4 separate regions of the Homo sapiens genome follow, and all the other regions are linked to region 2. Evidence: chromatin loops called from intact Hi-C (ENCODE). Cell type or tissue: B cell. All regions are shown on one strand.

Region 1 (8,000 bases), 110 kb after region 2:
AGGATACCACAGTGGCAGAACAACTTAAAAATCAGAATACTAAAATGATGGGGTGGTCCCGGCAGCTGCCCCTGGCCAGCTGGAGCACACAGTGCCACCAAGGTAGAGAGGCCAGAGGCAGTGGGCATCCCAGTGCCAGCCTGCCCGTTCCCTGTAATGAAAGCAGAGCAGGAACTGCAGTTGCATGGCCTTGGGGGTGGGTGGACTTGTGGAAAGCCAAGCTCTGAGGCTGCAAATACCTTGAGCACCACTGGTGGTCCCAGAGCAGGTTGAGCCTGTATCTGCACCTCTGTTCCAACCAGCCTTCTGGCACAGGGCAAGGCCCACATCTTGGCCTCTGCATCTTGATCTGGGCTGGGGCCAGTCCACCTGGTCTTTCTGGCCAGTGCTCACACTGTAAGCCAGTCACAAGTTCTGTCAGCTTCTTTCCTGTGTTAAAAAACAAGAATGGCTGGGCACGGTGACTCACACCTGTAATCCCAGAACTTTTGGGAGGCCGAGGCGGGAGGATCACCTGAGGTCAGCAGTTCAAAACCAGCCTGGCCAACATGGTGAAACCTCGCCTCTACTAAAAATACAAAAATTAGCCAGTAGTGGTGGCTCACCCCTGCAGTCCCAGCTACTCAGGAGCCTGAGGCAGGAGAATCGCTTGAACCTGGGAGGTGGAGGTTGTAGTGAGCTGAGATGGTGCCACTGCACTCTAGCCTGGGCACTGAGCGACACTCTGTCTCAAAAATAAATACATAAATAACAAGAAAGCTTGACACAGAATCAAGAGCACAATAAAACTGCACTCTAGCCTGGGCACTGAGTGAGACTCTGTCTCAAAAATAAATAACAAGAAAGCTTGACACAGAATCAAGAGCATAGTAAAAGTGGCTGCTGTTAATACTATTAACTGAATCAAACACCAGCAAACACTTGCCTAGTTCTTTGTCCTCCTGGATGATCCTGACATGGTGGGTAGCATGAACCAGCACATAATGGACTTCATCTTTCCTACCACTAGTTTCTAAAATTCATGAATGAAGGCTACTCTTGCTGAGGGCACCCTCTACCTTCCCACTGTCCTTTCAGACCCCCTAGTGGCTGACCCAACACAAAGGTCAGAAAGTCCTCAGAAGCCTCTCCTGGCACCTGGCAGTGAGTCAGGGCTGGTTAAATCTGGATGAGGATAGTGCAGCCTGGAGGGCTTTCCTCGGAGATCACTGCACTCACTAGGTCCACCCTCTCTCCCAGATACTAGGAAGGGAAAACATGCCAAGTCCATAAAACAATAGCACCATCAAGTGTCTGACTATTAAACATTCAAATGTTCATGGGGCAGAACACTGAGCATAGACATAGCCTCTCTTCTCTCTGCCACCTAATAACACAAATGTGACACAGCAGCCACATCTGCAGCGCTATGTAAAATGTTCCAAAGATTAGTGTATATTCAGATTATCTCATTTGGGACTCAAGTCAACCCCATATAAGGCATGTGGATAATAATGTATTGACTTGTGAGACAACTGGGATAAAGAAGAAATGTTAGATTTTCTCTGATTATATAGTTAGTGGGTAGGGTAGTAAGAGTAGTCTTTGAAACTGCTGTATTTCAGTGAGCCTAACAAGTCATTGAAGATAAAATACACAATTATTTTTATCTGCTACCAAGGAAGAAAAATGCTGAGATGCATCAATTGTAATTATTTCAAAATTAAAATGTGAAAAAATGTGCACCTTATTGACTAAATACACTAAGTAATTCTTCTCATTCCTAGTTTTATTTACTTTCAACACAGCTTATATGGTCCATGTCCTCAACTTTCTTTTGCTCCACAAGAAGGGAATAATGAAGTCACCACATCATTGTTTTCCTTTGGCTAGGGCACTTTGGCAGAATTTAAGGGAATTTTTTGTTTCATTATTTCTTAAAAAATATGCTTGTGTTTTTTTTTGTTTGTTTTTTTAAAGTATGTTTCTGTCTTTTCCTGCTTTATTCCCTGTTCTCATCATTAGGTTAAAAGTGGAACAAAGTGAGAGTTTTGAGGGACTAATTATTAGTTTAAAGTGAATGGCTGACTTTATGATGATATGACAATTTTAAATGGCTGGAGGTGGACTCATGAGGGGTTTAAAGATTTTATCAGAGGTTGATAAAATCTAATTTGCACTCCACCTAGATGTATTTCTTCAAACATAACATAAACTTAATATATTCCTGATGAAGTATTTCTGTTATTAAACTCTTAACAAAAAATTTTTTTACAGCTCCTTCACCAGTGCAACCGCCATTTTTCTCTGAATGTTCATTGGGGTATTTTTCTCCAGCACCATCTCTTTCTTTGCCTCCACCACCTCAGGTTTCTGTAAGTCAGAATTGATTTCTAAGAAAATTATTTTGTCTTGTCTTTTCTAATTTGTTTTTAAAAACGAATGGTTAGGTTTGAAGAGGGCTTAAAAAATCAGAATTGCTTACCAAGAATTAATAGCAATGAAATACGTAGAATAAACAGTTGATTATACCAGCAAGCTATCCATTTGGTAGATTTTTTTCATAGCTAATTTTTAATTTCATGTTGACTTTTCGGTACCTATCATGTTTCCTTCTTCACTTTACTCTCAGATAGTAGCTACTCAGAAAATTTATTCAAAAACAGAAGTTATCTACTGTTTTGGACTGTCTCTTTTTTAGGGAATTGGAATTTACATGCATTAGGATGCTTCTAAAAATTAATACTCTCCTTTCTCCTCTTTTCATAAAAATGGTTATTTTTAACTTGAAAATCCAGCAAAAGAAAAGCATTTTCTATGAAGTTAATTTCTTTTCCCCCCCATCTCCAGTCCTCCCACTAAAAATAAAACAAAAAAATAAAAACAATAAAAGGAAAAGGAAAAAAAGGAAGTAGAGGAATCACACATTAAAAGTTTTGACATTATTTTTAGATTGAGAGGACCTAGAGATCAAATTGAGTATCTCTCAGTAGGTGTAAGAGGGAACTTTTCCGTTTCAGGAAAGACGTCTAGTGTCTTTCTAGAACATATATGGTGAGGGGAATATTAGAGCCGATAGTGAGAGAGAAAACAGCACTTTCTTCGTTGTAATGTTTTCTTTTTGGGAATGAATAAATGAACTAAATGCCAAGGGAAATAGTGGAAGATCTTTGATGCAAATACATATCCAAATTTAGGGATTTGTGTAAAATTAGTTTCCTTTATAGATATTCTTTAAGAAGCCATTTTAAGAGAGTAGTGGTGATTCTTCTTGATACTTAATTAATGATTAAAGTACTCTGGACTATTATTCACAGAATCCCTTGGTTTCTAATTTTTATTTTTTACTGAAATATTATGTCTTGGGTTTCAGTACCTCTACTTGCTTTCAGGTAGTCATCTAGAAGGAAGGACCCTGTATAGTTTGATATCTATATCTTCTAGAATGCTAAATGGATATAAGAATTGGAACAGAGAAGTTTCTATAATTTTCCTTGAAGTTAATAAATGTTTCAAATATTGTTGATTTTTTTTAAAATTGTAAAAATAACACTTTTTCGTGGTTGGCTATTGATTTCTGGTTTGTTTTGAGGTTAACATATACTTAGCTTACTATATTTACAGCTAAAATAATAATGTAAAGTTTATTTTTTTCTAGTTTAATATTGCTGCAGAGAGAAGCATTTGAGTTGATAAAATTTGCGTTGTAATTCTTTCTTTTTTTAAAAAATAGTCTCTGCCACCTTTGAGCCAGCCTTATGTGGAAGGCTTGTGTGTTTCTCTTGAACCTCTACCTCCTCTACCACCATTACCACCTCTCCCACCTGAAGATCCAGAACAGCCTCCAAAACCACCTTTTGCAGATGAGGAAGAGGAGGAAGAAATGCTGCTTCGAGAAGAACTACTTAAATCTCTAGCAAATAAAAGAGCTTTTAAGCCAGAGGTAATTTAGGTACCTAAACCTCTAGGTGGTGCTCTTGAGCTTAGCTTTACGGTAGTCCTACTTTTTTCTGGTTACTTGGGCATCATTGGGCTTTTCAGCAAAGTGGGGATAATTCTAACATGCTCAAGATTTTTAAAGGTGGCAGAAATTTATTTTTATTTAGGAATGTTTAATGTCTTTCTCTTCCTTATGTAGGAAACATCCAGTAATAGTGACCCACCTTCACCTCCAGTTCTGAACAATTCACATCCTGTGCCAAGAAGCAATCTATCAATAGTCAGTATTAACACAGTGTCTCAGCCTAGGATACAGAATCCAAAGTTTCACAGAGGACCCCGTCTTCCACGAACTGTGATCTCGGTAAAAACAAAAATTTAATGCTACTTTTATTCAAACAGTTATGATAAATTTCTATGAAGTTTAGCTGTCCTGTTTTCTACCCCTTGGTTTATTTATATACACACATATATTCACATATAAATACAAATTTTTAAAATTTATTTTTAATTTATTAATGATAAAATGAGAGCAACACCTTCACTTGAAAACTGGTAAGAGTTTGGTGATAGTGTGTTGGGGGAGGTATTGTTTTCATCAGAGTGGTGTACTTTCCTCTGACATTTCTTCAGCTTTTTTTCTATAGAAATGGGCTCATTCAGATTTTCTATCTTTTTGGAGTCAAAATTTTAACAAATTGCATGTTTTTTATTTCTCCCATCTCTTTGTATACTTTGTGTATGTTTTCCAACCAATGACTACACTATGATGGAAGAAATTATTTATGATGTTTATTAAGGAGGTTGAAATGATAGTTTGTTTCTACCTTGTTTTGTAATGGCTTCAAAGTAAAATAAATAGAACAAAGACAAGTTGAAATCTTTCCTGTTAGGTAAGCCAGTTTTGGCAATTTACCCTCTATATGTAACCACAAAGTACAGAATTTTGATAATTATTATGTAAAATTAACAAAATTTTTCTTTGGTTTTAAAAGAGTTAATTTAAATTGCATTGTGGTTCTTTATAATAGAAAGTTAGTGAAAATAAAATTTTAATGAGAGTAATTATAGAATAGAAAGTCTTAAAGAATATACAACATTTTATGTCTCAGTCATATAACCAGTATTGGTCGACTCAGTGGATTATGTAATACAACCCTAGAAGGAGCCATAGACTGTCTACTTGGAGCCCATTATTTTTGTGGATTGAAATTGAACAAGGTTAAATGACATCCTTTTGTTATCACGAGTAATAAATATATTGTCTTTGCAGCTTCCAAAGCATAAATCAGTGGTTGTAACACTAAATGATTCAGATGATAGTGAATCTGATGGAGAGGCTTCCAAGTCAACAAATAGTGTTTTTGGTGGATTAGAGTCCATGATTAAAGAAGCAAGACGAACTGCTGAGGTAAGTGCAATAATTAAAGGTGGAAAGAAAGATGACCTTTTGATGATCAGTAAAGTTTATTTTTTCCTGAAAATTAAACCATAAAGTTATAGATTTTTAATAACATTGATTTGTGGAAATATTTTAAGTATTTGTGCTATTAGGACTTTATATAATGAAGCATGTATCAATGTAGATTGATTTTACTATTAAAAGTTTCCATTATTTGTGTTTCCTATTAAGTATTTCCTTTTTCAAAATAGTAAAATTGGTTGGATAATTGTTCTGTGTAGTAAGGAGACTGTTGTTTTAGAGTTGTGTTGTGTTACCAGAAAACAGTTTTTATTAAAATGTATTCTCTAAGTACAACTTTTATCGTTTTTTCCCTATTTCAGTAGTTGTTTAGCTGTGATTTAATTCAATGATTTTCAGACTGTAGATCTTCACTACTTGGTGGCGTATACAATTTAGTAGTTATCAACCAACATTGTTTTAGAAAAAAGAATAGAAAATGATGACATTCAGGTATTTCTAAATAAATTCAGTATACACTGGGTTGCAATGTAAAATATAAATCTTAGTATGGAATTTTGGAAAGCTGATGATCTAGTTGACTTCAAATGTTTTTTTTTTTTTAGCAAGCTTCAAAACCGAAAGTACCTCCAAAATCTGAAAAAGAAAATGATCCTCTGCGAACACCGGAGGCTTTGCCTGAAGAAAAGAAGATTGAATATAGATTGTTAAAGGAAGAGATTGCCAAGTAAGTGTAATTTTATGTAATTAACATTAAAAGTATGTGATGTTTTCAAAACTTCTCTTATAGAGTTTCTTGGCACTGGGGAATGAGTGATGATAGTTTTATCCAAGATACAGAGTTAATGTTTTATAACTCACACAGAAGATGGTGCTGGATGGTCATACATACACTTGAATAGAGTGATGTGCTAGGACATAACCAGCTTAGAAAAAAGATGAAAACACTCAAAGAGAAGGACTCCACTATCAACTTTGAATGCTGACTTGGGTCTTGCATATTGGTCATCATCTTTATTATTAGTCGGTGTGATTAATATTGTTACTGCATGAAATAGAATACATTTTAAAAATAGTTTAAGTTTATTCTTGGGTGTAATGCATATATCCTTTTTGATAATTTTAGCCGTGAGAAACAGCGTTTGATTAAATCAGATCAGCTGAAGACAAGTTCATCATCCCCAGCAAACTCTGATGTGGAAATTGATGGTATTGGCAGGATAGCAATGGTTACTAAGCAGGTTACAGATGCAGAATCAAAACTGAAAAAACATAGGTGAGCCTTGTTATCTTCACATATCTAATTGTTCCTGTGGTAGAGAAATACATTTTTGTGGTGTATGTTATTAATAAGCGTACTATAAGATTATACATTTTCTCACTTAAACTTTGTAGAATGTAGAAGTCTGTCATTTTGTTGAATGACACTACATTTACATAAAGTAATGAAATTAATGTTTAAATAAAAATACCGGCCAGGCGCGGTGGCTCACGCCTATAATCATAGCAATTTGAGAGGCCGAGGTGGGTGGATCACTTGAGATCAGGAGTTTGAGACTAGCCTGGCCAACACGGTGAAACCCTGTCTCTACTAAAAATACAAAAAAATTAGCTGGGCATGGTGGTGCATGCCTTGTAATCCCAGCTACTTGGGAGGCTGAGGCGGGAGAATCGCTTGAACTAGGGAAATGCATTCCCACTGTGCCTGGCCCAACGTTGAATATTTACTACAAGTTTTCAACAGTAATTCACGTTACCTCAGGCTTAAATTTTTTTTTTTAAAAGATCAGTCTCATAGTTACTATTATCAGTGTAGCAATGTTAATTTAAATACCTGTGTGATGAATATAAAAATATTCATCCCTTTACATTTTTATCTGTGTCTCGTAGATGCATTTTTAAAAATTGTGTTATTACTTTGAAAATTTTTTTATTCTGACAGTCTGCTCTTGTAGGGAAACATTAACAAGAATTTTGTTATTTCTCATTTAGGATTCTCTTGATGAAAGATGAATCTGTTTTAAAGAATTTAGTGCAACAAGAAGCTAAGAAGAAAGAATCTGTTAGAAATGCTGAAGCAAAGATTACAAAACTTACAGAACAGCTTCAAGCAACTGAAAAAATTCTTAATGTTAACAGAATGTTTTTGAAGAAGCTTCAGGAACAAGTAATTATTTTAAAATACTGTAGTCTCCTGTTTACTACACATTTTTATAGGCCAAATTTTCTGTAAGACAAACCACTGTATACTAAAGCCAGCAAAATATGCATAACCTATAGTTTCTTGTTGAGAAATAATATTGGAATATTTTTATTTTCAGTTGAATGCTCAAAAGCCACGGTGTTTGAGAAGAAGAAATTTCCTGTTTTAAGGTTTTCATTTACATTTTCAGGATTATTCTATATTTTTCAGATTCACAGAGTTCAACAGCGTGTTACAATTAAGAAAGCTTTGACTCTAAAATATGGAGAAGAGCTTGCTCGGGCAAAGGCAGTGGCCAGTAAAGAAATAGGAAAACGTAAACTGGAACAAGATCGCTTTGGGGTGAGGGTTTTATAGAAATATTTTACTTTTGGAAAGCAGAAAGTTTTTATGATAGTTTTAAGGGTAAGATGTATATATAAAGTAACTCTTTGCTGTAAATTCCAAGAGATTAAG
Region 2 (8,000 bases):
TCAAGACCATCCTGGGCAACATAGCAAGATCCTGTCTCTACAATATTTTTTGTTTTGAGACAGAGTCTCACTCTGTTGCCCAGGCTGGAGTGCAGTGGCACAATCTTGGCTCACTGCAGCCTCGACCTCCTGTGCTCAAGTGATCCTCCCCCCTCATCCTCCTGAGTAGCTAGTACTACAGGTACACACCAACATGCCTGGCTAATTTGTTTGTATTTGTAGAGATGGGGTTTCACTGTGTTGCCCAGACTGGTCTTGAACTCCTGGGCTCAAGTGATCCGCCTGCCTCAGCCTCCCAAAGTGCTGGAATTACAGGAGTGAGCCGCTGTGCCTGGCCCTGCAATACATTTTAGAAAATAAGTAGGCATAGTGGCATGCACCTATAGTTCCAGCTATGTGGGAGGATCACTTGAGCCTAGAAGTTCAAAACTACAGTGAGCTATGTTCATGCCACTGTACTCCAGCCTGGATGATAAAACAAGACCCCATCTGCAAGGAAAAACAAAAAAAAGACCAATATCATGAATCCCAGTATGATCATATAACCATGTAGAGACCTCAATTGTTGAATTTTGATGAAATAGCTAGAGTCAAGGAGTCAGATAATTCTTATTTTTCATTTGGAATGGAGGATTGTCAATGGCCTTTGTATATCTCTGGTTCATTCATCCTTCACTCATTCATTTACCATTGAAAAAATATATGGTGAGAGATGAATGTAAAGAGGTAAATAAGATTCTATACAACCTTGAAAGTCATGCTTGGGCTTTACTATAGGAACAATGAGAAGTCTTTTAGGACAGTGTGACATAAAATGCAGTCTTCAGGGCAACAGCAGCAGTTAGAAGCTTGTTAGAAATACAATTCTGCCATCCCCCACCCCCATTAAATCAGAATTTCTGCAACTGAATCCAAGAAGAAACTTTTCTTTCACAATCCCTCCTTGTGATTCTTATTCATGGTAAAGTTTGTAAAGCACTGACTTGGAAGGTAGAGTTAACAAGACTTGGGGAACAATGGTTACGAAAAGTGAGAAAGTTAGAGACAGGGAGGAATAAAAAATGAATCCTGCAGTTTTGGTTTAGTCAACTGGTAAATGGTGATGACTTTCACTGGAATAAAAAACACAGGAGGAAGAAAACATTTTTTGATTGTACTTTCTTGGTTTTGTACATTTTGATTTTGAAGTGCCTGAGGTATTCTCAAGTATAAATATCTAGTAGGCAATTGGTTTTATGAACCAGCAGCTTAGGAGAGAGATCTGGGCTTGAGAAAAGGACAAAGACATCATCAATGCACAGAGAGAAATAGCTTCCACAGGGGTAGAGGAGATCACCCAGGGAGAGTGTATAAAGTGAGAGGGTCAGAGGGCCTAGGACAGAGCACCTGAGAACAATGACTTTTAAGAGATGGGTAGAGGAACAGGAGCTGCAAAGAGATACACAAAGAAATTAGAGGAAAACTGGGGAAGTTAATGTCAAGGAGAGAAGAGAACATTCTAAGAAAAAGGGAATCATGAAATGTTTTGGAGAGGTGAAGTTAAGTATGGACTGGTCTTTATGTGTCTTAAGTATCTACTGGTTTAGCTACAAGAGAGCAATTTGAAATTTTGATTTGAACGGTTTCAACTGAGTGGTAGGAGTTGAAATAAACTTGCTCAGGAACTTAACTAAAGATGGTTGATTTAGTCTACTAGTTCTTAACCAGGGGTAATTATGCTCCTCAGGGAACATTTGGTAATATCTGGTGATATTTTGTCTACTGGCATTTAGTGGGAAGAGGCTAGAGATGCATTTAAACATTTGACAATGCACAAGACAGTGCCCCACAACAAGTGCCCCAGCCCAAAATGTCAATGTTGCCAAGGTCAAGAAACCCTACTTTAGCCTAATGAAGTGTGTATATTTTTACAGCCCGTCATAATTATAAATCCACTGGTTATATTAAGTTATGGAGGCAAACAGAGAGTAGGGCTGAACAAGTAGTAAAAGAATAAGAAACTCAAAAGCTCGAAGAAACTATTTCCAACTTTGCCAGTATTATCTATGCATGTCTTTCACATAGTCATTTAAGTATTTTCTCAGCTTCATTTCTCCACGTAGAATTATCTTGTATCCCCAAGGCACTTTTAATCCTCCATTGAACATTGGTTCCTTTTAGCAACTGTTACAGAAAATACATTCTTATTCTAATTAGATTTTTCCTCAGAGACAAAAGGAGAATTCAAAAACACTTTTATAACTACTTGGAGAAATTCTAGTACTTACAGATGCACTGTTTCTATATCACTTTTCTACAAGTACAAGAAATTTCAAGGAATTTGGGTTAATATACTATAATATGCATCCTTTCAAAAAAGAATAAGTTGAGTATTAGGAGCTAAAGTGTAGAAAAACAGGAGTACAACAGGAGAGATAAACGAACCTGAAGAAAAACAAAACAAAACACGATTCCTGCAGCTGCCACAGTGGAGGGAGCTGAAATTGGGGGTTTGCCAGCAAAGCAGGGATTTTGTCTGCTATGCGCTAGAACTGTGTCTGTCACATTTTTGTATCTCCAGTTTCTGGAATGTAGTGCTCAATTAATATGTGTTAACTGAAACAAAGGAATGAATGGAGCTAAGCCTATAAAATACTGTGTATTAAAAATGAGGTTTGAGAAATACTCCTGGGCATATGGAGCATTGTTAAATAAAATTTACTCAAAGCAGCCGGGTGTGGTGGCTCATGTCTGTAATCCCAGCACTGTGGGAGGCCCAGGCAAGTGGATGACACGAGGTCAGAAGTTTGAGACCAGCCTGGCCAACATGGTGAAGCCCCATCTCTACTAAAAATACAAAAAATAAGCCAGGCGTGGTGGTGGGTGCCTGTAATCCCAGCTACTCGGAAGGCTGAGGCAGGAGAATCGTTTGAACCGGGAGGTAGAGGTTGCAGTGAGCCGAGTTCGCACTACTGCACTCCAGCTTGGGCAACAGAGCAAGACTCCATCTCAAAAAAAAAAAAAAAAAAAAATTTACTCAAAGCATTTTCCATCTTAAGCCTCTAATAAGGGTAATAGAATAGCAGCTATCAACTAATGTGTAATTTCTATGAATGAATCCCATTTATTCCTTTATTGCTCAATCATTCAGCAACCTTTGTTGTTGAGTGCCTGGCAAGATGTCTCTGCCATCATGGAGCTCATATTCTAGTGTGGGAGGCAACACAGAAACAATTACAATATGTGTAGTGATCATGTTTGATATCTACCCAGCATGCACACCCCTTTCTCCTTTCAATCAAAATCCAGTCCCTGCTTAGCTATCTACCCTCCCCGGTGTAGCCCAGGTCCCCACAGCTTTGGGTCAGTTCTAATCTCATTCCCCTAGGTTCTTTGCAGCTTTTTTTTTTTTTTCTTAATAGAGATGGAGGTCTCACTATGTTGTCCAGGCCGGTCTAGAACTCCTGGGCTCAAGTGATCCTCCTGCTTCGGCCTCCTGAGTAGCTGGGATTACAGGTGAATGCCACCATGCCTGGCCTCTGCAGCTTCCAAAGCCACTATTTGTACATCTGAAGCAATCTTTCAAATGCTTCTCACTGGCAATAAACTGAGCTGTAATTGTAGTCACTGGCCACAGAGAGGCACTAGCAGCCCAATAAAATTTACCAGGTTGGCCAGCATACATTTAAAGCTGCCAGCGTAATTCAAAATTTAGGTGTCCTTCAACATTAAAAAGAAGGAAACCATGGGGAGATTTTTTTCTGAGTTGTAGAAAACAAGAATATTCCAAAATCCTATGACTCTTGGGTGGAAAAGGGGAGAAGATACAGTTCACAAGCCATTTTTCCCTAAGTTGTTAACTAAAAGTGTCCCAAGAAACTTTACATATGTTTGTCAAAGAAGGAATTTAAGTCCAATGTTCAGCTTCTCAGATCTTTCCACCAGTTTCTACTAAAAATATACACTCTCAAGAGTTAAAAAGGGAAGGCAAGTAAAGAAACCGAAAACGTTGTTTAGTCATAAATATGTAAAGTCGTTCCTCAGTATTCATGGGGGATTTGTTCCAGGGTTCCTCATGGATACCAAAATCCATGAATGCTCAAGTCTGTTATATAAAATGGTGTAGTATTTGCATATACCCTATGCACATCCGAGTTTCACTCTGGTTGCCCAGGCTGGAGTGCAGTGGCGTGATCTTGCCTCACTGTAACCTCCACCTCCTGGATTCAAGTGATTCTTCTGCCTCAGCCTCCCGAGTAGCTGGGATTACAGGTGCTCACCACCACGCCTGGCTAATTTTTGTGTTTTTAGTAGAGATGGGGTTTCACCACATTGGCCAGGCTGGTCTCAAACTCCTGACTTCAGGTGATCCACCCACCTCAGCCTCCCAACTTTCTGTATACTTTAAATCATCTGTAGATTACTTATAATACCTAATACATTGTAAATGCTATGTAAATAGTTGTTATACTACATCGTTTAGGGAATAATGACAAGGAAAAAAGTCTGTACATGTGGAGTACAGACATTTTCTTTCTTGAATATTTTCTATCCTCAGTTGGTTGAATCCACAGGTGCAGAACCCACAAATGGTGGGCCAATTGTATTTTATTTTGCCTTTAGAAATTGTATTTTGAAATAACCATGGCATGAAGCTTACCTAATTATATCAGATGGAAGTGTATGTTTGAGATGATTGGTAATAGGATGTATAACAGCAATTTTTTTTTTTTGAGATGGATTTTCACTCTTGTTTCCTGGGCTGGAGTGCAATGGTACAATCTTAGCTCACCGCAAACTCCGCCTCCCAAGTTCAAGCGATTCTCCTGCCTCAGCCTCCCAAGTAGCTGGGATTACAGGCATGTACCACCAAGCCCGGCTAACTTTGTATTTTTAGTAGAGACGGGGTTTCTCCATGTTAGTCAGGCTGGTCTCGAACCCCCAACCTCAGGTGATCCGCCCACCTCGGCCTCCCAAAGTGAACAGCAATTTTTTAATTACTAAAAAGTTTCAGTTCAGAATGGTAACAGTCTCAATGAGTCAGTCTGCAGTATGTTGATTTTTAAAAACTAGATGCCACTAGTCATATGAAACTGGAAATTCTAGAGATATTTGTCTATTTGAGATGGGCCTGAATGACTATTCTTTCGCATCTTCTTGAGAAATCAGTCAGTGTAGAGAATTTTAAAAGCCTCTTTAATAAAGAAATTGCTTTGCCCTGGTGAAATAATTTGGCTGAGGATTCTTACAGATTTGTGATGTTGAGATTGGAGAGCTTTGGGATAGCTGTAGTCGAATGGGAAGTTTGTAAGTATTAATACTAGTGTATACTGAGAATTATACCATTCAGTACCACTTATTTGAGTGTTTTTTCCTATTGGTTACTCATTCCTACTTGGAAAAGATTTTAATTAAAATCCAGCTGTTGTTAGGCCAGGCGCAGTAGCTTGCACTGTAATCCCAGCACTTTGGGAGGCCAAGGCAAGAGGATCACTTGAGGCCAGGAGTTTAAGACCAGCCTGGGCAACATAGTGAGACCCCCCCATCATCTCTACCAAAAATTTTTAAAAAAATAAAATCAGCTAGGCATGGTGGTGCGCATCTGTAGTCCCAACTACCTTCAAGGCTTAGATGGAAGGATCACTTGAGCTTAGGAGTTTGAGGCCACAGTGAGCTATGATCATGACATTGCATTCCAGCCTGGGTGACAGAGCAAGACCTTATCTCTAAAACAAAACAAAATCTTACCATTCTCCTATACCCCTTTTTAAGTACTTCCTAGCATGTATTATTGAGTATTATAATTACTTATTTATCAGTACTAAAGATGTAAGTTCCTGAACTAGTCGAGATCTGCCTGTTTTGCTTACCATTATATCCCATGTATAGAATAATGACTGAAACACAGTAGGTGCAAAATAAATGGCTAAAGGTATTATTCTTATGACTTCATTTTCACTATTTTTTTTTTTTTGGCTTTTGTGCAAACTTCCATTTCCTTGAACTTCCAAGCGCAGCCTCCCTCCCCAGTCCATCCACCAGTCCTCTCTTGGTCTCTCTCCCTCTCCCTGACTTCTAGCTGCCTCATACTCCCACGCTGCTCACAACCAGGTTCAGACTCCGCATTGAGTATCTAAACTCTTACCAGCACATTTCATTTTCATATATCCTTATATTTACACTGCATCATCACAAAACACCAACCTTAAAGTGAACTTCTGGAACAATTTTCTAAGCCACCTGAATTTTGTGCATCAATACAAATTCATAGTTACTAACTTCATTCTCAGGGCTATCAGTCCCTATATTCCTCTGGCTTCAGCTTCCTCTCTTATTCTCCTTTACCACTATTATGAACTTTCCTCAGTCTACTTCTGGTCCTAATTAGAGTTGTTCATAGCATACCCTTATTATCCTTTAGTGTCTGTGGGTCTGTAGAGATCTTCCCTCTTTTATTCTTCATATTGGTTATTAAGTATTCTCAGTTTCTTGGTCAGTCAAGTTAGAGATTTATCAATTTTAATTATTTTTCTAAGAGTCCACTTTGGTTTTATTGATTTTTCTCCACTATTTTTCAATTCTCAATTTCATGGATTTCTGCTGTTTATTATTTCTTACTTCCTGCTTGCTTTGGGTTTAATTTGCTCTTCTTTCTCCAGTTTCTTAACATGGAAAATTAGATGACTGACTTGAGATCTTTATTCTTTCCTATTATAAGTACTTAATGCTATATATTTCTAAGCACTGTTTTAGGTGCATCCATAAATTTCAACATGGTATATTTTCATTTTCATTCAGTTAAAAATATATATATTTAGTCAGGTGTGGTGGCTCACGCCTGTAATCCCAGCACTTTGGGAGGCTGAGGTGGGCAGATCACCTGAGTTCTGGAGTTCAAGACCAGCTTAGCCAACATGGTCAAACCCTGTCTCCACTAAAAATACAAAAATTAGCCAGGCATAGTGGCACAGGCCTGTAGCCCCAGATACTCGGGAGGCTGAGGCAGGAGAATTGCTTAAACCCAGGAAACAGAGGTTGCAGTGAGCTGAGAGTGTGCCACTGAACTCCAGCCTGGGTGACAAAATATATATAATTTAATATATACATACATATATTATATATATAATTTAATATATACATACATATATTATATATATAATTTAATATATACATACATATATATTATATATAATTTAATATATACATACATATATATTATATATAATTTAATATATACATACATATATTATATATAATTTAATATATACATACATATATTAAATTATATGTAAATTATAATATACATACATATATTAAATTATATAGAAATATAAATATATATTTATATGTTATAAATATAATTCAACATTTAAAAGATGTATTTATTAATATATCTGTTAATGAATATATTTATTAATAAAATATTTATTAATAGGTATAGTGATATATTTATTACTAGATATCTATCGATATATTTATTAATAGATGTATTTATTGATATAATATTTATTAATAGATATTTATTGATAAAATATTAATAGATGTATTGGCTAATATATTTATTAATAAATATATAATTTATATTAAATATACTATATATAATTTAATTTCCCTTGAGACTTTCACTCTGATGGTTGGGTTATTGTAGAAAGCAGAATAATGCCCTCCCCCTGCCCTGGCCACAAGATATCTACATCCCAATTCCTGGAACCTGTGAATATGTTAAGTTATGTGGCAAAGAGGGGAATTAAGGTTGCAGATAGAATTAAAGTTGCTCATCATCTGACCCTAAAATAGTAAGAGTACCTTGGATTACCCAGGTGTTTCCAGTAATTACACGATTCTTTAAAGTGGAAGTGAGAGTTAGAGATGTGATTACAAAAGCAAAATCAGAGTTATGGGATCCACCATTGTGAGCTTTGAAGATGTAGGAAAAGAACCTATGAACTAAGGAATGTGGGTGGCCTCTGGGAGCTGAAAAAGGCAAAGAAAATGACTCTCCCCTATATCCTCCAGACAGG
Region 3 (8,000 bases), 120 kb after region 2:
AGTTGTTGACATTGTAAAATACTTACTATAATTCAGTGTATTTACCCATAATACTTTATCTAGATTTGCTGTATCCAGTATAATTACGGTAAAAATTTACTTCCTCTGTTACACTAGCCACATTTCAAGTACCCAATGGCCACATGTGGCAAGTGCATGCCAGTAGGACAGCACAGATTTAAGACATTTCCAACATTTCAGAAAGTTCTTTGGACAGAGCTCATTTAAATATTTAGTTCCATTTATTTAAAAGAAAATATTAAGCTATTTGTATAGAAACTTTACTATTGATTTTAACATAGGAGCCTATTTTTACTTATTGTTTTCAAAAAATAGAGGAAGGCTGGAAATTACGATGGCTGTTGTTTCCAATTCTATAATGAAATAAGACTTGATACACTTGTGAGCAAATATTATTAAGCTTTTTCTCAGATTTGGTGCCAAGTAATAAACCTCAAGCTACAAATCTTTTGGAAGTAAAGAAAATAATAATTACTAAATTTGGTGTTATCACAGCCCAGAGTGATTGTAATGTCACTGAATCTATTTTATCGCTCCCAATTTGGGACTTTAACTTAATTACTTAGTTCATTTTAGGAACTACTTTTTTTTTTTTTTAATCCCAAATGGGGTATATGATGTGGTAGGATTTGCCATAGTAGTTAAGATAATACAGGCTTTGCCCTTTCAAATGCCATAGGTGTTATTGACTAGTACCATATAATCGCCTTTAATTCTTAAACTAGTTCACGTCATACATTTTAATTATCCTAGTCTCTGTAATTGATATTTATCATGAAGATTGCATTGCTCTTATTTCAGAAAAATATGTTGAGAAACTTTTTGGAGTAAACAAAGATCGAATGTCAATGGACCAGATGGCTGTTCTCCTTGTTAGCAATATCAATGAAAGTAAAGGTCATAGTAAGTACATATATAAGTGTGTGTGTGTGTGTGTGTGTGTGTGTGTGTGTGTACTGTATCTCTTTCTGAAAAGGACTTTTTAGTTTCTGTATGACAGAAATTTTGTTGGTATTATGTTCTTAATGTAATACATATCATTCCAGGCTGGGTGCGCTGGCTCACGCCTGTAATCCCAGCACTTTGGGAGGCTGAGGTGGGCTGATCACTTGAGGTTAGGAGTTCGAGACCAGCCTGGCCAACATGGTGAAACCCCGTCTCTACTAAAAATAGAAAAATTAGCCGGGTGGTGGTGGCGTGTGCCTGCAGCCTCAGCTACTTGGGAGGCTGAGGCAGGAAAATCACTTGAACCCGAGAGGCGGAGGTTGCAGTGAGCTGAGATCGCGCCACTGCACTCACTGCACTCCAGCCTGGGTGACAGAGTGAGACTTCCATCTCAAAAAAAAAAAAAAAATACGTATCATTTCTAAGATGGAGTGAATGTAGTTCTTCTCAAATATTATTTGAGTATCCTTCAAAATGTTAAAAAAAAAACTAGTTATATCAATTAACAATCTTCTCCTATCTACTTTAGCTCCTCCATTTACAACCTACAAAGATAAAAGAAAGTGGAAGCCAAAGTTTTGGAGAAAACCTATTTCAGATAATAGCTTCAGTAGTGATGAGGAACAGTCTACAGGACCAATTAAGTATGGTAAGAAGTTATGTAATTTAAGATCCAGAATTATTAAATTGTGGTGTTCCATCTTTATTTAACACTTTGCTAATCCTTTGGTGTATCAGCCTGCCTGGTTAAAAAAAAATTTTTTTTAAAAACGATGCCATTGGGTTTTTAGACAATACAGTTAATTCACTGTGCAGGATTGCCTCTGAAATTGCGGGATATTTGTGTTCATGGCTCCTCTCCAGTAAATGCAAGGAGCACTGCTTAGTTAATAATTATGACTGCTTCAGATATTTCCAAACATACATTAGTTGGTGGGGAAGGTAGCTCCCGTTTGAGAACCACTGCCTAGCCTGTGTCCTCCTTAAGGGCAGGTGTTCTATTTTACTTCATCTTTGAATATGTTTTCTGACATGCAGAAGGCTCAAAAGATGAGAATGAACAAATGATGAATGAACTAATGAACAAAATAATGTATGAATGAGTGCCTGTATGTTAGGCACATTTTACTTTCTAATTTCAAGTTTGCATTATTTGTGAATTAGCAAGTATCCAAGAGATGTATGCTATTATGTACTTATTTACACTAACGTAACACTGTTTTTCTAGTTTAGATATAGTAGAATAATCTTTATAAATTATGACTTTTAATTTCTTAATTATAATTTGCAGTTTAACAAATGTGAATTCATTTGATAATAATGAAAAAGCAGTTGAATCATAGTTACTGTTAAGTGGACTGAAAAGGTAATGTCACTTAGCCTTAAAATAGCAGAGTTCTAATTACTCCTTTTGTTCTGGTGTAATTTTTAGTAGCACCTCTTTCCACTCAGAAGGGTCCTGGTTTGGGTGATAAATTATGTCATAGCTCTACCTTAAAGCTGTGAGCTAGTACATGTCATTAGAATCTTTAGGTTTTTAAGTTACTTTAAAGATGAGACCAATTGTTTTCTTTTTCTTGCATCTGTGGACTAAAGAAAATGTGAAGCTAATAATACTTTTTTTTTAAATAGCTTTCCAGCCAGAGAACCAAATAAATGTTCCAGCTCTGGATACAGTTGTCACTCCAGATGATGTCAGATACTTTACAAATGAGACTGATGACATCGCTAATTTAGAAGCAAGTGTGCTTGAAAATCCTTCTCATGTACAACTTTGGCTCAAGCTTGCGTACAAGTACTTGAATCAAAATGAGGGGTAGGTCAACTTCAAATCTTTGTGTAAACAGTTGCACATTTATATTTTTATGTTTGAGGTTTTTTTACCTATGGTAATCAGTCAGGTTTCTTTCCTAGTATCAATGGAGTCTTTGTTTTTTGACAAAGCCAAAAGCATTTTATTGTTTAAAAGCTATTAGACAAGTTTAAGATTAGATCTTGAGTTTGTGTGCATGGCTCAGTGTATGGGTAATAAATTATACTAAAGTTTTTTACTCCAGTAGGCTCTTATTTCAAAGTAGGATTAGTTAAAACAGTAAATTCTGACTAGTGGAATGGTTGATTGTTTTTTAAAAAAATCATAGTAGTCATAGTTTGTTAATAAAATTATGATAAAATAATGGTGGAACAGGTTAAATTTTGTTAATTTGTAATGGATATTTAAAGCTTATCTGAGAACTTCCAAATTATGGTGAATTTTCTTTCTGTCTCTGTCATATTAAATTATATGTATTTAAATAAGGTAAATGGTAATAACTTATACAACCAATAGTTTGTATTGCAAATGGCATCTTCTAACTTCTTGGTAGTAGAAATAAGCCAAGAATAATCTTTTCATAATTATAACTTTATAGTTACAATAATTCAAGGGTTTTTTTTTTTTACACGTTTCTTTGAAATATTTGACTATCTTAAAGCTTTTAAATAAGGCAGTGCTGCAGAGTGCTAATAAACCCACACATGCCTGGATGTGTTGCTTATTTAACTTTCCTGTGTGTCATTTCCATGTTAATGGGATAAGTTACAGTGTTTTCTTTTCTGACTCATTTACTGAGTGAAGGCCAAAAGAACCATACATTATTTTATGAATAGGATCATGAGAAAGAATTATCTTCTCCAAGAGATAGCAAGCCCTTGACCGTTGAAAAGAACTATTATACTGAAAGCTTTGATATTTTGTACTTGCAGTAGCTGGCCTTGAGAGAGAGTTGTTTAACTTTTCGCATTCCCAAATGGTGTAAATCATAAAAGGTATTGCTGAATATGGACATAAAGCACATTTGAAGTTGATAATCTTAGTGGTTTTATAACACTGTACTTTTATCTGTGGTAAATGCTTACTGAACATTCACTTAAAAAAATTGTTGGGTCTGTGGAAAATCAGAAACTTTTAGGCATGTGATTTAAAATCTGAAATCTAGTACCCCTTTTCATAAGTGATCCTGACTTCTTGGTAAATTCTAGTAGAAAATGGAATTTTAAAATTGACTCATTGGATTAGCCCTATTTAAATTTTCAAGCAGGTTCTAAAAAGCACTTCCACCTTTTCTTTTATATATACAGGGAGTGCTCAGAATCCTTGGATTCTGCTTTAAATGTTCTGGCGCGAGCATTGGAAAATAACAAAGACAATCCAGAAATTTGGTGCCATTACCTCAGATTGTTCTCAAAAAGAGGAACCAAGGACGAGGTGCAGGAAATGTGTGAAACAGCTGTTGAATATGCTCCAGATTATCAAAGCTTTTGGACTGTGAGTAGAAAAGATAACGTACGTGTGTGTGTGTGTGTGTGTGTGTGTGTATAATTATTTGGATCATCTTAAAAATTGATAAGTAGCTTAATAGAGCATATGCTTTATCTGAATATAGACATAATAACCTTACTTTCAGTTTCTAGTAACCACAAAGCCACTTCTGGATCAGAATTTAGACTAAGCAAGAAGAAAATATTTAGTGAAGAGGTGATTTTTTTGTTGTTGTTAACTTTATTGGTAAAGAAAAAATGTAAAATTGTTAAAAATTTCACACTTACCTATTTTTACACAGTTTTAGTTTGGGCAAAGTTAAGTGTAGCTTTTGCAAAACACCTGAAAAAATTGTTTCTTTTAAATTTATCTTAAATTGCCTCTATAAAATTATAATGACTGCCAGGAAACATTTTTGTCTTTTTATTATTTGTTTCCATTGCTTATAGAAATAATCCCAATCTGTAATTCACACTAATATCTAAAATTGCCAAGCTAAAAACATTTGATTGAGAAAAAATGGCCTCTTCCTCTTTCTCCAAGAGAATGAGATGGTTTTTTTGGCTGTCAGTTTTTGAGGCAGGGTCTCTCTATGTCACCCAGGCTGGAGTGCAGTAGTGCAGTCGTGACTCACTGCAGCCTCTACCTCCTGGACCCAAGTCCTCCTGGACTCAGCCTCCTGAAAAGCTGGGGCCACACATGCGTGCTACCATGCCTGGATAGTTTTTAGATTTTTTGTAGAGATGGGTTTTTGCTCTGTTGCCCAGGTTGGTCTTGAACTCTTGGGCTCATGCAATCCTCCTGCCTGGGCCTCCTGAAGTGCTGGGACTATAGATGTGAGCCACCATGCCCAGCCAAGAATGGGATGTTTTTTACCCAGACTTAAAATTATAATTGATCCACTTGAGAAATAAAATAAATATTCACCTGAACTTTTATCACCTGAACTTGGGAGCCATTAGTTTCAGATAAATTTTTAAATAAATCTATTGCTGTCAAATCTGTCATTTACTTACCAACTGAAGTTGTGAACCAAATAGATTTGGATAACATGATACCGCTTAATAAACTTGCTACTCTATTTCTTACTCTTTGAACTCAGGTAGTGAACAGATTTGGATAGTAAAGCATGCTTGATTTTTTTTTAACCTAGAGCATTGTACCTAAGTGAATGCTGTTATCACTACAAGATTTTATAGGGTGTGGAATATTCAAAAGATGTAATATTTTTCTTTGAAATTGCTTGGTCTTTAATGTGTTTTGTCATGCATTTCCTTTCTTTCTTTTTAAATCTTTTTTGAGACGGAGTCTCGCTCTGTCACCCAGGCTGGAGTGCAATGGTGTGATGTTGGCTCACTGCAACCTCCGTCTCCTGGGTTGAAGCGGTCCTCCTGCCTCAGCCTCCCAAGTAGCTGGGACTACAGGCATGCACCACCGTGCCTGGCTAAATTTTGTATTTTTAGTACAGATGGGGTTTCACCATATTGGCCAGGCTGGTCTCAAACTCACGTGATCCACCCACCTTGGCCTCCCTAAGTGCTGGGATTACAGGCATGAGCCATCGCGTCCAGCACATTTCTAATACAAATCTATTCTCAAAACTTTTATACAGTCACACACCTAAGCAACACAAATTGTATGTGATAATAAATGTGTACTTTTGGATATTCATCATGATCTTGCTGCGATTTACCTTTTAAGTCAGGGAAAAGAGAAATGAAATTGCTTCAGTGATATCTCTAAGAGTATATCTGTATTGTTTTAGTTTTCATCTGATTCCACTTTTCGATATGTGATAGAAGAGGGAGTCTAGGTTGTAGTACTAGAAGATGGAGTTATACATTTTTACAGTAATCCTTTTTGCAGAAGTTGAAGATTTACTATGAGATGGTTTCTTAATGAAATGTGAAAAGTCTGTAGTTTTGGTTTATTCCTGAAAGGCAACATTAATAATATAAAGGCCCTTTGGGCAGTTTCTACACCTAGAAAGTACCTTTGAAGAAAAGGATTACGTATGTGAGAGAATGTTGGAGTTTCTGATGGGAGCAGCCAAGCAGGAAACATCCAATATTTTGTCCTTTCAGCTTTTAGAGGCTCTTTTGTTTAGAGTTCAGCTGCACATATTTACTGGAAGATGCCAAAGTGCACTGGCAATTTTACAGGTAAGCACTTGGTACAGCATTTAATTGCATTTTGCAGAAAAAGTTTAAAAGGTCTACACCGTTATCCATAGCATTATTTAATGGTTGAAAGCACAAGATTTGGATTTGAATCCTTGTTTTTCCACTTACTAGTAAGTCATGTGACATTGGGTAAGTTTATGACTTTATTTCCTCATTTGCCTGATGGGTGTAATATCTTTAGAGTTTTTATAAGTTTTCAATGAAAATATTTTATGTTAAGTATCCACAGGTAAACTTCAAGATTTAAGCCATAAAGGAAAAAAATCAGTCTGATGAAAATAATCTATATGGGTGTGGTTTAAAAGATTTTTTTTCTTTTTACTGTTTTGTCTTTGTCTTATTAGATTTTAAGTATCAGGACACTTAAAATGTACAAATAAATGTGACCTTTTTATTATTTCATAAACTTTAGCATAGTAAAAATTATGTTAATCTGGTACTGACATCTCTAATTTTTTTATCAAAAAATTTTAAATTTTGCCTAGAATGCATTGAAATCTGCTAATGATGGAATAGTAGCTGAATACCTTAAAACCAGTGATCGATGTTTGGCATGGTTGGCCTACATACATCTTATTGAATTCAACATTCTCCCTTCAAAATTTTATGATCCATCTAATGATAATCCTTCAAGAATTGTTAACACTGAATCATTTGTAATGCCATGGCAAGCTGTTCAAGATGTAAAGACTAATCCTGACATGTTGTTAGCAGTTTTTGAAGGTAAGTATAAAGTTTATAAATTGTAATATCAACTGTTATAACATCAGTGTTTAGAACATTAACTACCCATTATTGTGATTCTCTGTAATTAAGTGGAACAAATTTATATCTCTATATTGCAAGTTTTAGTTTCACAATTTATTAGGCAAATTAAGTCTTGAATCAGAGAAGATGGACACTGGCATCTTTGAAAACCAATAACTGCACGATATTACATTGTTTATCTTTCTGATTGTGGCAAAGGATATCTGTTAAATGCGTAGAGAAAATAAATTATGTAAGTTTGATGAATTGATTAAATCAGAGAACTAGGTACTTTTTTTTTTTTTTAGCAGTCCATTAAGGTGGAAGTTTAAAGATTTCTATCTTTTCAACCAATTAATATTTTCTCCATCAGTCAGTGAGTTTGGTTGCTTCTCTATATTAAATGATACGACTATTGTGGAACACATTACAAGATATAAAGCCTCTTCCTGAAGGAAGTATATAGCCTAGTCAGAAGATAAAATCTATACATTTGTCATAATTATTAAACATACAAGGCCATATAACTGTGTGTTAGTATATAGTCTAAATTGTATGCTACGTAAAAGAGACTAGGGCCGGGCACAGTGGCTCACGCCTGTAATCCCAGCCAAGGAGGCCAAGGTGCGCGGATTGCCTGAGGTCAGGAGTTCGAGACCAGTCTGGCCAACATGATGAATCCCTATCTCTACTAAAAATACAAAATTTAGCCGGGCGTGGTGATTCACGCCTGTATTCCCAGCTACTCGGGAGGCTGAGGCATGAGAATCGCTTGAGCCCAGGAGGCGAAGGTTACAGTGAGC
Region 4 (8,000 bases), 52 kb after region 2:
TGATTATTAGGAGTACTAAGTGGCAATCCGTGTAAAGCAGTTAGAATAGTGCTCTGTAGTAGGTATCTAAAATATGCTAGCTGTTACAATGATGATGAAGAAGAGGAGAAAAAAAAGGAGGAGAAGGTGATGATGGGGGATAGGATGGGTAGAAAGAAAAGAAGGGGACGAAGAGGAAGAGAAGCATCAGAGGACAAAAAGAAGCAGTATAGGTTGAGTATTCTCTTTACTTGAATTGCTTGAGACCAGAAGTGTTTTGGATTTCAAATTTTTTCAGAGTTTGGAATATTTGCATTATATAGACTTAACAGTTGAACATCCCGAATCTGAAAATCGTAAATCTGAAATGTTCCAATGAACATTTCCTGTGAGCATCATGTCAGTGTTCAAAAAGTTTGAGATTTTGGAGCATTTTGGATTTTGGATTTTCAGATTTGAGATGCTCAACCTATGTAGTTGTTGATAATGTTGATAATGGAGAATTGAGATATATCTTAAAGCACTGATATCCTAACAGGCCCTCAATAAATATTCTATTGTTCCCTCTCTTTTCCTTCCCTACTGATATGTTTGCAAATCAATCTCTATGTTCCTGTATTGCTTATCTAGGTCTTGCTAACATTTCCTGCAAATATTATTTATTATTACCAATTTAATAGTCGACAGAAATTTTCCAATTATTATTTAAAGAGACTAAATAAAGTTCTTAAAAGGCTCTAAAATACATTACATCAAGAGGTTTTTTGGTTTTTTTAAAGAATCTCAAATCAAGACTCACCAACTGTGTCTACCAATGGGTCAAAAAGAAGAAAAAACTCACCAACTGGAACTTTCTCCCAGGTTGTTATCAGTCTTGGAGAACTTTTACTCAGAACTGGGCCAACTTCTGAAGCCCATGTGTCTCCAGCAGAGCAGGCCAGTGCAGCCAAGAGAGACAAACACATCCAGGAAGCGGAGTACTGCTTGGAAAAATCGACTGGGATTTCCCCGGGGCCATTTTCTATCATGTACAGCAGGGCCAGTTCTGTGGGTACAGCTCCATTACAGAACACCTGAACCCAATTCCTTTGCCCACCTGGAAACAAACAGATGAAAAGGACAAACAAATGATTCCTCCTTAGAAGAAAAACCATGCAGTTATAGGTGTTTATGTTTTAAAGTTTAAGAAAAGAAAAACAACAAAAAAATTTAAAAACAGTAAAAGTGTTATGGTACATTTGCCCAGATTTTATACTGTTATTAACAAATCTGGAAAAATCATGATAGACTCTAGTGCTTCTAAAATTCTGCTGTCATTTCCCATTGTTGTGAAATAAATTATAAACTCAATTTGGCTACTAAAGGAATTCTCATATAAAATTGATGTGTTTTGACAGTTTAAACAACATTCTGATTAAAAGCTTATGTTGGCTGGGCGCAGTGGCTCACGCTTGTAATCCCAGCACTTTGGGAGGCCGAGGCAGGCGGATCACGAGGTCAGGAGATTGCGACCATCCTGGCTAATACGGTGAAACCCCGTCTCTACTAAAAATACAAAAAAATTAGCCAGGCATGGTTGCAGGCGCCTGTAGTCCCAGCTACTCAGGAAGCTGAGCCAGGAGAATGGTGTGAACCCGGGAGGCGGAGCTTACAGCGAGCCGAGATTGCGCCAGTGCACTCCAGCCTGGGCAACAGAGCAAGACTCCGTCTCAAAAAAAAAAACAAAAACAAAAACAAAAAAAAACCTTATGTTAGGATTAAATGAAGTTTACTATTTTGAATGATATCAAACATAATTTTACCTTCCTTATATTCTGAATCTAGACGCTTCTTCACTTCTCCCTTCCATTTAGTGAGTTTCGAAGAAGACAAGAAAAACATCAGCAAAGAGGTAAAAAAGCTGAAATTTGCAATGGTTAGGATAAATCCAACGACTAGCCCTGAAAGAAACATATATAAACACAGAATTATATTCAATTCATACATCAATGCTGTGAAAAAAGAATGGATTTTTTCCATTATTTTTATATTATAACCTGAAATGTACATTTCTAGCAATTTGCATTTTACCAATTAAATTCTTAGCAAGCAGTAAACTGAATGCCATTTTGAGTACACATTTTTTACCATATTTTAATCTCCTTTCAAGCAATGCCATATGAATGTAAGATAATATTTTAGATAATATTTTTAAAATTATCTTAATTTAAAAAAATTAGAAATAGAGATGGGGTCTCACTATATTGCCCAGGCTGGTCTCAAACTCCTGGGCTCAAGCAATCTGCCCAGCATTGGCCTCCTAAAGTGCTGGGATTGCAGGAGTGAGCCACAGCACCTGGCCTTCTTTTTCTATAATAACCCTTTCCATTGCTTAGCTCAAAGTTCAGATATCATAACCAATGAGATAGTTACTCATTGACCCTTCCAGAGATACTCAATTACTGGTATTTAACTTTGGTACCTTTTAATCGAGAGTACAGAAACAGGGTAACTTGATATAAAGTATTAATAATAACAAAGTGCTTCAGCTCTGGAGTTGAACAGTCTAGAGTTCAAACTGTGGCTCCTTCACTTACCTCTTCAAGATTAGGATAAGTTACCTAACCTCCTTAAGTCTCAATTTTGCATTGGTGAAATGAGAATAATCAGAATTCTGACTTTACCGGCTTGCTGTAAAAAGTCAGGGATAATTTTTGTAATATGCTTATTATATTATCCAGGATGTAAGAGGTCCTTAATAAGTGTTACCTAATATCATGGATACTAATAACAGCAACAGTTCCAGTGGCAAAAGCTCAACAATAATAATGATAAATATTACAATATTGTTATCCAACCTTTAAGTTTTTTCAACTGATTTTTAAAACATTACAAAAGTTGTATGCAACTACTGAAGGGGAAAGTCAAAACACATGGAAGTATACAAACTGAAAGTCAAAGTGTCTCCCCTCCTCCTCTTCATGAATATTCACTGTTAACAATTTGTTCCACCGTCTCTAAACAAACCCAAGGTAGAAGAGCCCTACACAACCTACACTGAGATGTTACAAATGGCATCTATATCCTTTTTACTTCAGCCACCTTAAAATACCACATGAAGCAATTAATGTTCATGTTGGTGACAGCTTCAGATTGAGGAAATGAACAAGACAAGCTTTGAGGGAATGGTTTCTTTCATGCAGTGTAAAGATCGCTTGGAACTTTTGGCAACTCCTACCTATGTCTACATTTTAGATTAGTAACTGCTATCTCCTGTTCATACCTTTTCTACCTCTCCATCCTGCAGATCTCTAAATATCATTGATAAGGGGTTCATATATATGACAATAGGGCACTCCCAAATAATTTGAAGACTTGAGGACTATGGTTGCCTTGTGAGCCTAAAACAGGTAAATTCTGTACCTAACAGATAGCATTGGGGGAGTAAAATGACACTGTCTACAAATTTCTGACAATGGGAGTAGAGTTATACCCCAAATTCCAACCAGGGTGACCTGGGTAATCTCCAGGAGGCATAAAAGAGAAAGGCAGGACTGGAATTTCATAGTAATTTAATAAACTCAAAGCTCACCTATTGCTTCATACATATTCTATAATAATTTACTTGGCTAGCCCAAAATGTAGAAAGTGAAGGCCAAAAGAACCAGAGGTTGGCAGACTTCTTGAACCATGTCCAAGGGAGGGGAACCTTTGATTTGTGGATTTGCATAACTGTTTCTCAGACTTTGTACTCACCAAAGCAGCCTTCTAATTATAATCTGACTTCTCAAGTGGCCTGACTACAAGAATAGGGCATGCCTGAACAGTGATGTTTGTGTTCTTCTGCCTGGTAGTTCTTCTATCTGATTAATGAAGTGGCATTCTGGCTCATATAGCAATCCTTTATGACAATGAGCAACACTCAACCAGTTTTCTAGGCTCTAATCAACTCTGGGTACATGACAGAGTGAGGCTTCTACTTCAGAAAGACTGAAACCAGACCCAAAGTATAGTGACCAAAAAGAGGTCAGGCCACCCTTGTGAAACCACACAGAGCACCACCAGTGGCCTTTCCTGACAACACCCCCTCTTGCTGTGCTCTTCCACAAACACTTTGCCACAAATCCCCCTCATGTGACCCTCTCCTTATTCTGGCAATGCTCGCTCTCTCTCCAAGAGACCAGAGCCCTCCACTTCAGTGTGCAGCTTAGAGACTGACTGTGACTGAACCCCTGCCTAATCCTCTTAACACTGAGGTATATGTTTCTGTCATGAATGGTTCTAAATACCCAGATCCTGAGGAAGTTCTGTAACTCTTACTTCTAAATCCTAGACACACTAAAGTCATGATGTAGCAAAGTAAAATTTCTTATAACTGTGTGTATTAGTCTGCTGTCACGCTGCTAATAAAAACAAACCTGAAACTGGGTAATTTATAAAGAAAAGAGGTTCAACTGGCTCACAGTTCCACATGGCTGGGGAGGCCTCACAATCATGGCCAAAGGCAAATGAGGAGCAAAGTCACATCTTACATAGCGGCAGGCAAGGGGGCTTGTGTAGGTGAACTCCCCTTTACAAAACCATCAGCTCTCGTGAGACTTATTCACTATCACGAGAACAGCACGGGAAAGACCTGTCCCATGATTCAATTACCTCCTACCAGGTCCCTCCCTTGACATGTGGGAATTATGGGAGCTACAATTCAAGATGAGATTTGTGTGGAGACATGGTCAAACTATATCACTGTGAATAGCAGTAGTGGAAGGAAAACAGTAATAATAACTAACATCTATAAAATATTTGTATGCCAAGTACTGTGCTAAGCATTTTACATGGATAACACTTCATGATAATTCATTGCTATAGATACCATTATTCCTTCACATTTTATAGACAGGACAAGTACAACACTGAGAGTTTAAGTGACTTGCAGTCATACTCTAGGATAATATTCCCAACTACTATGATATACTTTAAATCAGCATTAGATTTTTTTTTATCCTTAAGGAAACAAAAAGTTCCAAACAGTAAGAAAAGCTGGGTGTGGCGGCGCGTGCCTGTAGTCGCTACTACCCAGGAAGCTGAGGCAGGCGAACTGCTTGAGCCCAGGAATTCAAGGCTGCACTAAGCTATGGTTGCATCACTGCACTACAGCCTGGGTGATAGAGCGAGACCCTGCCTCTAAAAAAAAATTTTTTTTTTGGGACAGGGTCTCGCTCTGTCACCCAGGCTTGAGTGCAGCAGCATGATCTCAGCTCACTGCAGCCTCTGCCTCCTGGGTTCAAGCGGTTCTCCTGCCTCAGCCTCCCAAGTACCTGGGATTACAGGCACCTGTCACCATGCCTGGCTAATATTTGTATTTTTAGTAGAGACGAGGTTTCACCACGTTGCCTAGGCTGGTCTCAAACTCCTGGGCTCAAGTGATCTGCCTGCTTTGGCCTCCCTAAGTTTTGGGATTACAGGTGTGAGCCACCATACCTGGCCATAATTTTTTTTTTTACAAAAAAGAAGAAAAGATAAACAGTTCATAGAATGAAATAATTAGGAAAAAAGCAAAGGTTTTTAAAAATCAGACTACATCTATTCCTAATCATCTATTATGTATCTAGCACTATTCAAAGAAACATGGGACACAGAAGCATAAGATACTCTTTGTCCTCAAGGAGTTTATAATCTAGCAGATTTCCTTTATGCTCAAGCAGATCAAGTGGCATGTTATAGCACTAGGATAATTTTTAGAAACATGCATATTATATTTTTGCTACCTGACTTTAGAACTATCAGTTACTACTGAAAGTAAGTTAAGGACATGCTTCCATCTACTACTACATTTGATCATTTCCAACTCTAAGGGCTGGCAGCAAATAAATGACTTCATGAGATTTGAATCCTATTCAATAAGAATACTTCATTAAGCACTAAGAAGCCTAGAACCAGAAACTTTTTAAGTGAGAATACTTCATTTAATTTTATTCTGCAAGTGTTAGTTTCAGTTTTCTGCAGTTTTCATTGTTTTCTGCCCAGAACTGTCTCTTCATCCTTCAAACCTCTCTATATACTTCTCTATTAATGCAGATGATAATAATAATAATCAGCATATATAATGAGGTAGGAGAGAGGTTGAGGGGGAGAAGTAATGTGAGCAGAGGTACGGAGAAAGAAAGAAATGTTTGTGGCAATGCCAATTTAATAGTCATTCACGTATAAAAATATGGTTGAAACTACATAATCACTAACAATGAACATTTTTGTATAGTTTACAAAGATGTGTTGCCTCATATAATATCTTGTTTGAGATTTACCAATAAGTCCATAAGATATTACTATTGGAGGTATTTCATAAGAGATTAAGAAAGTGAGTCTCCTAGGAGTTAGGCAGCATGCCCAAGTTTGCACTGGTAACAGGTGGCAGTGTTAGGTTTCATATCTTTTAATTCTAATCAACATAGGAGAGGAGCAGATGTCCAAGGGCTACAAGGCAGCCCTTCTAGCAGCAGGAAAGAAACAACAGTAGAGATCGTAAAAGTCAGAGAAGCAGGACAATATACAGCACAGAAGCCCAAGGAAGACAGAATTTCAAGAAGGACTTGACCTTTTTTTCTATAAGAATAATAAATTCCAAGGCAATGATATCTAAGAGCTTTTTTTTTTTTTCTTTTTGACACAGGGTATCACTCTGTTGCCCAAGCTGACTGAAGTGGCACGATCAGCCTCCTGTGTAGTTGGGACTACAGGTGTGCACTACCACGCCAGGCTAATTTTTTTTTTTTTTTTTTTTTTTTTTTTTTTTTGTAGAGGTGAAGTCTCATTATGCTGTCCAGGCTGGTCTCAAACTCCTGGACTCGAGTGATCCTTCTGCCTTGGCTTCCCAAAGTGCTGGGATTACAGGTGTGAGCCACTGCGACCAGCCCAGAAAGAACTTTTTTTAGCAAAGCATAAGTCCATGTTATTATATTTAAGCAGAGATTGTTCAAATTATGTTATAAATGATTTAATACTACCAAAGTGCTAACAGCAGTGCCTGGTACATAGAAAGTGTGACATAAGCATTTGTTAAATAGATAAAATATAACCACTCCTAATACTTATTGATTATATGGTAAAATAAAATTCATATAAAAATATCAGTATGTCTAGTTAACTTTAATTCTCAATTACCCCACAAAAGGAAAAGAAATCTCACAATATAACTTAAACAGTATTTCTTAATTATGAAGAGAATTGGCATGATTTTGAAGAACTCTGCCTAATAATAATAGTTACAAGCACTGAATAAATGTTGGCTATGTGTCCAGGCAATGAGGTAAGGACTTTAAATTATCGCATTTAATTCTCTCTATGCCCTAAAAATGAAATAAGGGGGAGATCCAGGCCTTGTGGAGCCCAAAGTTTATATAATTTGGGGTTCCCTCTTTAAGAAAAAGAGTACAACAGTTTTGACCTTTGCAAAATTGACAAAACCATAGGACCACGAGAGCACATTGCTAGAGTTTATTCAATTTTATCTCTCACTTCTTTTCCTATCGTTACTATTTTCTAGTCAAATGAGCCCTATTATTCTTACTCTCAAATAAGCCTCTAAAATATCTGGACTTTTGCACTTGTTATTCTGTCAGCCTGGAACATGATTCTGTCAGATCTCATTGCTAGCTTCTTCAGATACCAGTGCAAAATGACCTCCGTAGAGAAAAGCACCTGACACCATTTACAGAAGAATGCACTACATCTTCCAACATACACACTTTACAATTATCTTTTCATTTTTCTCATAAACTTCATCATTACCTGAACAGTTTTATATATTTTATTTATTATCTATCTGCCCTAAAGAATATAAGTTCCATGAGAACTGACACCACGTTCTTTTTGTTTACAGATCTATCCCAAGTTTTTAGAACAGTAGTACATACCAGTAAGTGTTCAATAAAAATTTGCTAAAAGAGGGGTCAGGCATGGTGGCTCATACCTGTAATCCCAGCACTTTGGGAGGCCCAGGCAGGTGATCACTTGAGACCAGGAGCTCGAGACCGGCCTGGTCAACA

Evidence for each region. Peaks named below come from ENCODE experiments on the same cell type or tissue, not always from the same donor. Only the 100,000 strongest peaks of a DNase experiment are listed, where the experiment ranks them.
Region 1: it touches region 2 in a loop (10-fold over the local background); 46 of 110 quality-filtered maps call a loop at or near these places.
Region 3: a loop joins it to region 2, with 6 times the contacts of the local background. A loop is called at or near these places in 37 of 110 quality-filtered maps.
Region 4: a loop joins it to region 2, with 5 times the contacts of the local background. A loop is called at or near these places in 55 of 110 quality-filtered maps.

The regions. Positions count from the first base shown.
Region 1 is chr12:71,632,772-71,640,771 of GRCh38, reverse strand. ZFC3H1 (zinc finger C3H1-type containing) reads left to right here. Exons shown (of 35, transcript NM_144982.5): 7 at 2,257-2,354; 8 at 3,713-3,922; 9 at 4,118-4,282; 10 at 5,192-5,329; 11 at 5,947-6,068; 12 at 6,468-6,617; 13 at 7,334-7,508; 14 at 7,755-7,886. It overlaps LOC124900332 (small nucleolar RNA SNORA17), which reads right to left and starts at 1,417; the gene lies at 1,289-1,417. In B cell, CTCF peaks have their summits at 3,736 and 3,941 (motif pointing right); DNase peaks (open chromatin) are centred at 1,091 and 3,951; H3K27ac peaks cover 2,399 bases.
Region 2 is chr12:71,742,790-71,750,789 of GRCh38, reverse strand. No RefSeq gene overlaps it. Among named protein-coding and RNA genes, the nearest start is that of RAB21, 8.1 kb to the left of the region's middle. RefSeq lists a silencer at 2,716-2,925. In B cell, a CTCF peak has its summit at 3,627; a DNase peak (open chromatin) is centred at 3,629.
Region 3 is chr12:71,622,533-71,630,532 of GRCh38, reverse strand. It overlaps ZFC3H1 (zinc finger C3H1-type containing), which reads left to right. Exons shown (of 35, transcript NM_144982.5): 19 at 823-924; 20 at 1,496-1,615; 21 at 2,599-2,782; 22 at 4,087-4,273; 23 at 6,241-6,429; 24 at 6,936-7,173. Among named protein-coding and RNA genes, the nearest start is that of ZFC3H1, 37 kb to the left of the region's middle. In B cell, no CTCF peak of the experiment used is centred here; a DNase peak (open chromatin) is centred at 4,242; H3K27ac peaks cover 1,046 bases.
Region 4 is chr12:71,690,355-71,698,354 of GRCh38, reverse strand. It overlaps TMEM19 (transmembrane protein 19), which reads right to left. Exons shown (of 6, transcript NM_018279.4): 3 at 1,782-1,919; 4 at 821-1,075. Among named protein-coding and RNA genes, the nearest start is that of TMEM19, 8.3 kb to the right of the region's middle. RefSeq lists an enhancer at 3,725-3,824. In B cell, no CTCF peak of the experiment used is centred here; DNase peaks (open chromatin) are centred at 3,704, 4,624 and 6,514; H3K4me3 peaks cover 2,724 bases; H3K27ac peaks cover 6,897 bases.